Linked DNA regions of Homo sapiens: region 1 is linked to region 2. A link is an interaction called in ENCODE POLR2A ChIA-PET data of the cell type or tissue named here. Cell type or tissue: MCF 10A. All regions are shown on one strand. Links, peaks and the distances in the headings refer to the core of each region. The heading gives the core; the rest is flanking DNA.

Region 1 (4,396 bases), core at 314-4,313, 64 kb before region 2:
GGCACAATAGGATCAAAAGTATCAAAAAATAACACTATGAAAATAAGCAGCCAGTTTTATTAATAAAAGATAAAACCTCTAGAAATTAAAAATACAGTCACTGAAAATGAAAATTTAACAAGTTACACCACAAATTAGATACAGTTAAAGTGAGAATTTGTGAACTAGAGAACAGATCTGAGGAAATTATCCTGAATGCAACAGAGGGAAATAGATAAAAATTATGAGAAGTAGAAAGTAAACAGAATAAAAAGAATAGGCAACATGTGTCTGTCTAAAAGTCGTACTAAGAGATAATAACAAATAAAATGTAAAGGAAGCTTTCAAAAGATAATACCTGAGAATTTCCCAGAAATGATAACAGACTTGAATCCTCAGATAAAGAATGCACATACACTGAGCAAAATAAAAATAAATCCACATTTGGGCACATCATAGTAATACTACGTTAATACAATCAACCAAAAGAGAAAGGGAAAGAAAAAAATAACAGAGATAGACTATGAGTAAAAGCAAGAGCACTTATAAAAAACCAGAATGGTTTGGTGTGGTGGCTCACACCTGTAATCCCAGCACTTTGGGAGGCCAAGGCGGACAGATTACTTGAGGCCAGGAATTCGAGACAACAGTGAAACCCCATATCTACTAAAAATAAAAAAGTGGCACACAACTGTAATTTCAACTACTCAGGAAGGTGAAGCACCAGAATCGCTTGAACTCGGGAAACAGAGGTTGCAGTGAGTCAAGATCACACCACTGCAATCCAGCATGAGTGAAAGAGCAAGACTCTGTCTCAAAAAAATAAAAATAAAAATAAAAAGGAAAAAAAGAAAAAGGAAAAGAAAAACAACCAGAAGGAAACAAAATGGCACCTGAGATTTACTTCAAAATAATCTATGCTGGCTGGTGGGAGGAGGGGAAGGCATGGGAATGGGGCAGTGGTAAAAGTGAAAAAGACTGGCTATGAGTTGCAAATGTTGAAGCTGGTGACAGACACGTCACACTTGTTATACCTTCCATTTTTGTTTATTTGAAATTTTCCAGAGTAAGAAGCTAAAAAAGAGAGAAAGAAAAAAAATTACCTATGAATGAATTAGACTGACAGCTGACTTTGAAACATCAGTAATAAAAATCAGAAGACATTGGAAAAAAACATTCAAATTGCTCAAAGAAAATAATGATCAATCTTAAATTCCAGACCCAGCTATATGAGCATTCAAGGGTGAAGACAAAATAAAACAACAGACAAAATCTGACATGCTTGCCAAAAGAAAAGCTCACAAGCACAGTTCAAAAATTCAGGCTGGGCGGGGTGGCTTATGCCTGTAATCCCAGCACTTTGGGAGGCTGAGGCAGGAGGATTATGAGGTCAGGAGTTTGAGACCAGCCTGACCGACATGGTGAAACCCCGTCTCTACTAAAAATACAAAAATAAGCCAGGCATGGTGGCAGGCACCTGTAATCCCAGCTACTTGGGAGGCTGAGGCAGGAGAATTGCTTGAACCCAGGAGGCAGAGGTTGCAGTGAGCCAAGATCGCACCATTGCACTCCAGCCTGGACGACAGGGCAAGACTCCAACTCAAAAAAAAAAAAAAAAAAAAAAAAAAAAACCTCAAAAAAATGTATTGGCAAACCAAATCTAAAAATCTGTATTAAAAAACATATCATGGCCAAAATGGGTTCAACTCAGGAATACAAAGATGGTCTAACAATTAAAAAGTATGTAAGTGTAATTTACCACATTAACAGATGAAAAGACAAAAATCAATATAATCACAGGCCACCTTCTATGTGCAGGGAACTATTCCATAGGATTCTTTTTAAAGTCAGGATCAAGACCATTCAACAATGTCCTACATTGATAATATTCAACAACATGAACTAGCTCATTAATTACACAAGAAAAAGAAAGAAGGTGTATACAGTTTAGAAGTAAACTGTCACAACTTATTGGCAGCATGACTATCAACATGGGGAACAGGAGAATCCACACACAAGCTACCAGTACTACAAGAGCTTAGGAAGGATTCATAGATATAAAAATTCAAAATACGAGGAAATAAATTCTGCCTTTGCACTTCTGCCATCACCATGATGGTGAGGCTCAGCCAGCCTCTGGTACAAAGAGATGTGACAGCTGTGACACCCCCATCCCCACCAGCTGAGCCCAGTCAACCTCCTGCCTAGATCCAGACAGGTGAATAAGTTTACCAGACTTCAGAGAGGTGCCCAGATAAATACAGATACTCATGAGCTAAATATTACTCAGTGCAATAATAATAATAATAATAATAATAATAATAATAATAATTTTAAAATCCATTCCTAGGTACTATAGTAATCAATTAGTTTCTAGTAATAACAAAATTCTCTATCGAGTAGTAAATCTAATAAAAGTGTGTCAGATCATTTGAAAAAAGCTATAAGAATTTACTGAAAGATATGAGACCTAAACTGGAAATATAAAGCATCTTTCCAGAAGGATGCGAAGGATGGAAAGACCCTCTATAATAAAGATGACAGATTTCCCCAGGCTTATCTCAACATCAGGTGAAATTCCAACAAAATATCAACAGGGATTTTTGTTGAAATTAGGGGAGCCAAGAGTTAAGAACAATCAAGACAAGTCTGAAGTTTTAAATGATTATAGCACAATTCAATACAAACGGGGAGCAGGGGCAAAACTGTTCTATAAATGGAACTGCAACAACCGCTTACCATATAAAGATAATTAAATTAGGTCAATATAACAAATCATTCACAGAAACAAGTTACAGGTGGATAAAAGATCAGAATGGAATAAAGCAAAAATTTTAAATTTTGAGGAAGTAAAATATAGAAGAGTATATTTACAAGGTCAGTACAGGAAAGGAATTTTATAATATAACACAAAAAGGACAAGCCATAAAGGAAAAGAATAATAACATTTACTACATGTGGGTTTTGGTTTCTTTGTTGTTTTTTTTTTTTTAAAGACAAGGTCCCTCTCTGTCATCCAGGATAGAATGCAGTAGTGTGATCTTAGCTCACTGCAGCCTCAAACTGCTGGGCTCAAGTGACCCTCCCACCTCAACTTCCCAAGTAGCTAAGACTACAGTTATGTGCTATCATGCCCTGCAAATTTTTAAATTTTTTTATAGAGATGGGGTCTCCCTATGTTGCCCAGACTGGTCTCAAACTCCTGGGCTTAAGCAATCCTCTCACCTCAGCCTCCCAAAGTGCTGGGATTATGGTGTGAGTCATCATGCCCGGCCTCATGTATTTTTTAAAATGAGAAAGGTTATTAAACTGCTATGGAATTTGGATTCTACTCAATAAATATTTTTAAAGTAATACTGTATAATGGGGAATTTTTTCAGCAGCTCTATTTATAATATACAGAAATTGTATCTCTTCAACTCTATAAATCTGTTTTTTTTTGAAAAATAATATGTGTCAACTGCATGTCAACCTGAAAGCAAGGAAGTAAAAAGAATTTCAGTTATTTTGGAGGTGTTTCAAAAGACTGAAGATCACTACCCTAGAGAAAAATCACACATGTATGCAAAAAGAGATAGGTAAAGAATGCTAATTGGGCCGGGCATGGTGGCTCACACCTGCAATCCCAGCACTCTGAGAGCCCCAGGCAGGCAAATTGCTTAGGCCAGGAGTTCAAGATCAGCCCGGGCAACATAGTGAAGCCTGGTCTCTACTAAAAACACAAAAAATTAGCTGGGTGTGGTGGCACATGCCTGTAGTCTCAGCTATTCCAGAGGCTGAGGTGGGAGGATCACCTAAGCCCTGAAGGTCAGGGCTGCAGTGAGCGGTGATTACATCACTGCACTCTAGCCTGGTTCATAGAGTGAGACCCTGTCACAAAAAAAAAGAATGTAATTGTAGTACTATTTGTAACAGCAAAAGTTGGAAAACTCTAAATGCCCATCAGCAGGAAAATGGGTAAGTAAACTGGAATCCTTCTGTAATTAATATTAACTATGAATCCACTAGAACTACATTTATCAACAGATAAATCTCCAGCATATCTCATCTCAAGATTAAAAAATGCTACATGTTTTTGGGAATAAGATATTGTTTGCAGAAATATCTCTCTGTACTCTCTGTAATAAGAGTAGAAACATGCAAGAGAAATAATAAACATCAACTTCACCATACTAGTTACCTCTGGGGAAAGGGTACGGTGAAGAGGATTAAGAAGGGGTGGTAACATGGGGACCTTGGTCAGTATCTGTAACATTTTACTTTTTAGAATAACATTAATATGAAGAAAATTCAGAAAAACCAGGTTGCAAGTACAAAGAGATATTCCTCGCATCTCTTCCATAGGCTTCAAATATTTCATATTAATAGGAAGTTATAGTTAGTTCAGAGACTGAACCAGCACTAAACATATCATCAC
Region 2 (4,396 bases), core at 153-4,152:
ATACATGGAGTACAAGTGCAGCTTTATTGCGTGCATATATTGCTTAGCAGTGAAGTCTCGGCTGTTAGTGTACACATCATCTGAATAGTGAATATTGTACCCAATAGGTAATTTTTCAATCCTCACCCTTCTCCCACCCTCTCACCTTTTGTAGTCTCCAATGTCTATTATCCCACTCTGTGTGTCTATATGTACACATTATTTAGCTCCCACTAATAAGTGAGAACATGTGGCATTTGACTTTCTGTTCCTGAGTTATTTCACTTAGGATCATGGCCTCCAGTTCCATCCATGTTGCTGCAAAAGATATGACTTCATTCTTTTCTATGGCTAAGTATTACAGTATTCCATGGTATATGCACATACTACATTTTATCCAATTCTCCTTTGACAAACACTTAGGTTGATCCCCTGTCTTTGTGATTATTGTGAACAGTGCTGCAATAAATATTCCAGTGCAAGTCTCTTTTTAATACAATGATTTCTTTCCCTAAAGAGTCTTTTGGAAATTCAGACACAAGCAACTTTCTCCCCTGCCTAAAATTTTTTGTTGTAGAGAAATTCAAAATTGTTGACATGGCCTATGGGTTTCTACACACTGGCTACGAACTCCTTTCCTGCTTCACCCTGCCACCTCCTTTCCCAGGAAGTTTGCTCTCTAGCCCCGCTGAACCATTGTCCCTCCACTCCCTCAGAGGCAGCCAGATTCTGTCAAACCCTCGCTTCTTTGCATTTGTTGTTTTCTCTACGTCTAATGCCCTTCCCTTATTTTTCTTCCTAGAGAAACCCTTCTGGGAACCAGAGTGGTTAGGAACATGGACATTGAAGTTAGAGCTGGAATCGAAACTCAGTTCGAATGCAGCCACCTTTTTGCTTTGCTGAGTGGGAAATGCAAGAGGGAGGCTAGAGGTAAAGCTGGGCAGGCTTGAGAGTTTTTGAGAGAAATGTTGGAATGCTGGGGAGGAAAAAGGTTCAGGAAGGGCTGAGGAGGTTTGCCATCTGAGTTTTGATGTTTCTCTTTATTGTTTCTCCATGGAAATAAATGTATTTATTTATTTAATATTTTGAGACAGCAGGGCCTTGCTCTGTCGCCCAGGCTGGAGTGCAGTGGCGCGATCTTGGCTCACCACAGTCTCTGTCTCCCAGGCTAAAGCGATCCTCCCACCTCAGCGTCCCAATTAGCTGGGTCTACAGGCGCACACCACCATGCCTGGCTAATTCTTTTGTATTTGTTGCAGAGATGGAGCTTTGTCACGTTTCCCAGGCTGGTCTTGAGCTACTGAACTCAAGCGATCTACCTGCCTCAGCCTCCAAAAGTGCTGAGATTGCAGGTGTGAGCAATTTAAATTTAAAATATAAATTTCAAATTAAAAAAATTTTTTGGCCAGGTGCAGTGGCTCACGCCTGTAATCCCAGCACTTTGGGAGGCCAAGGTGGGCAGATCAGCTGAGGTCAGGAGTTCAAGACCAGCCTGGCCAACATGGTGAAACCCTGTCTCTACTAAAAATACAAAAGTTAGCCGGGCGTGGTGGCAGGTGCCTGTAATCCCAGCTACTCAGGAGGCTGAGGCAGGAGAATCGCTTGAACCCAGGAGGCAGAGGTTGCAGTGAGCCGAGATCACGCCATTGCACTCCAGCCTGGGCAACAAGAGCGAAATTCTGTCTCAAAAAAAAAAATTTTTTTTTAATTTTTTGTAGAAACAGGGGTCTTACTATGTGGCCTCAGCTGGTCTTGAACTACTAGCTTCAAGCAGTCCTCCCGCCTCAGCCTCCCAAAGTGCTGAGACTACAGGATTGAGCCACTGCACCTAGCCTCTCCATGGAAATTGCCATAAAATGTAAATTATTTGTCAAGGGAAAAAAATCTTCTCTGACAGTTAATTTGGGCAAGTCACCTAACCTTTCTGAGGCTGTTTCCTTATTTGTATAGTGGAGATAATACCTCATTCTTACCTTATAGAACTGTTGTATTAATTATCTATTGCTGAATAGCAAATTACCTTCAAATTTAGTGACTTGTTACAACATAAGATATTTATTATCTTAATCAAACAGTTTCTGTGAGTCAGGAATTCAGGAGCAACTTAGCTAATTGGTTCTAGATCATGGTCTCTCTGCAGCCAAAGTATCCACTGGGGCTGTGATCAACTGCAGGGTTCACTGGAGTGGGAAGATCTGCTTCCAGGATGGTTCAGTCACATGACTGACAAGTTGATGCTGGTTTTTGGCAGGAGGCCTCAGTTTCTCACCACGTGGGCCTCTCCATAGAGCTGCTTGAGTGTCCTCATAAAACGGCAGCTGCTTTGTCTAGAACAGATTATGCAAGAGAAAGCAAAAGGAAGTTGCATATGTCTTTCATGACCAAGCCTTGGAAGTCACAATGTGTGCCATACTCTATTGGTCACAGGCCAGGCATGATTCAGTATTGAGGGAGGCTATACAAAGGCATGAACACAGGACTTGAGGATCACTGGGGGCCATCTTGGCTGGCTACCACAGAGGATGACATGAAGAGTGCTTAGTGTGGTTTTGAATTATAGCTTTCATTATCACTCAGCTTCCGGACTCCCTCCACAAATGTCATTTCTTCTGAGAAACCCTCTAGATCACCACAGGTAGTTATGAAATAGCCTTGCCAAAAACAATCAAAGTGGAATCTGTACAAGCTTTTATTATTTTCCAACTTCAAGATCCTGATTTGAGGCATTGAAGGAAGAGGAATTTTTACCTCAGGTAAAGTCTCTTGGCTGGTTCAGGCCTTCCTACCTCTCTCTGTTCCCTTGTCACTGAACATCAGAGCCAGCACATTCTCCTCTAAAATAAATGAAAAAATAATAATACATTAGAATTCATGAAAATTAAAATCTTCTACTGCACAAAAGACACCTTTAAGAAAATGTAGTGGCTCACGCCTGTAATCCCAGCACTTTGGGAGGCCAAGGTGGGCAGATCAACTGAGGTCAGGAGTTTAAGACCAGTATGGCCAACATGATGAAACCCCGTCTCTACTAAAAATACAAAAAATTAGCTGGGCATGGTAGTGCATGCCTATAGTCCCAGCTACTTGGGAGGCTGAGGCAGGAGAATCACTTGAACCCAGGAGGTAGAGGTTGCAGTAAGCCGAGATCGTGCCATTGCACTCCGGCCTGAGCAACAAGAGCAAAACTCTGTCTCAAAAAAAAAAAACACAAAAGAAAATGTAAATGCAACCAATGAGAGAAAACATTCCCAATGCATATATCCAGGAAAGGACTCCGAAATAAAATACTCTAAAATAAAGAACTCCTTTAACTCAGTAATAAAACACAAACAACCCATTTTCTAAATGTGCAGAGCACTTTAAAAATATTTTATAACAGAAGATATTCAGATGGTAAATAAGAATATGACAAGATGCCCAACATCATTAGTTATTAGGGAAATGCAAATTAAAATCACAATGGGACACAACTGCATATGCAGGAGAATGACGAAAGTTAAAGACTGACACTACCAAGAGTTGATAGGGTTGTGAAACAACTGGAATTCTCATACACCTCTTTTTTTTTTTTTTTTTTTTTTTTTGAGATAGGTTCTCACTCTGTGGCCCAAACTGGAGTGCAGTGGTGCGATCTCGGCTCACTGCAATCTCTGCCTCCCAGGCTCAAGTGATTCTCCTGCCTCAGCCTCCCAAGTAGCTTGGATTACAGGTGCATGCCACTACCACCCAGCTAATTTTTGTATTTTTAGTAGAGATGGGGTTTCACCATGTTGCCTAGGCTAGTCTTGAACTCCTGACCTCAATGATCCACCTGCCTCGGCCTCCCAAAGTGCTGGGATTACAGGCGTGAGCCACTGCGCCAGGACCGAATTCTCATACACTTCTGACGGGAGTGTAAAATGGGGCACAACCACTTTGAAAAACTGTTAGACGGTTATCTTGTAAAGATAAACATACATGTACCATATAACCTAGCAATTCTTCTATTTACCCAAGAAGAGTGAAAACATATGGCCACACAAAGACTTATACATACATGTTTTATAAGAGTTTATATATAATATCCTCAAACTGGAAACAAGTCAAATGTTCATCACCTAGTAAGTGGATCGACAAATTGTGTTATGTTTGAGCTATAAAATACTACTCATCATCAATAAAAGTGAACAAATTATTGATACATATAGCATAATGAATGAATCTCAAAAATCAATATGCTGATTCCATTTATACAAATTTCAAGAGCAGACAAAACTAATCTACGGACGTTAAAATAAAATCAAGGGCTGGGTGTGAAGGCTCATGCCCATAATCCCAGCACTTTGGGAGGCTGAGGTGGTAGGATCATTTGAGCCTAGGAGTTCAAGGCCAGCCTGGGCAACACAATGAGACCCCATCTCTACAAAAAATTTTCAAG

What was found. Peaks named below come from ENCODE experiments on the same cell type or tissue, not always from the same donor. Only the 100,000 strongest peaks of a DNase experiment are listed, where the experiment ranks them.
Region 1: POLR2A ChIA-PET joins it to region 2 with 6 read pairs; 5 of 35 experiments call an interaction of 5 or more read pairs at or near these places.

Annotation. Positions count from the first base shown.
Region 1 is chr20:3,482,825-3,487,220 of GRCh38, reverse strand. All of the region lies in intron 1 of ATRN (attractin), which reads right to left. Among named protein-coding and RNA genes, the nearest start is that of ATRN, 14 kb to the right of the region's middle. In MCF 10A, for the core only: no CTCF peak of the experiment used is centred there; no DNase peak of the experiment used is centred there.
Region 2 is chr20:3,418,464-3,422,859 of GRCh38, reverse strand. It overlaps LOC105372508 (a long non-coding RNA gene), which reads left to right. Exons shown (of 3, transcript XR_937212.3): 2 at 782-909. LOC105372509 (a long non-coding RNA gene) reads right to left here. Exons shown (of 3, transcript XR_001754709.1): 2 at 2,728-2,813; 3 at 2,072-2,306. Among named protein-coding and RNA genes, the nearest start is that of DNAAF9, 13 kb to the right of the region's middle. RefSeq lists an enhancer at 2,188-2,257. In MCF 10A, for the core only: no CTCF peak of the experiment used is centred there; a DNase peak (open chromatin) is centred at 2,319.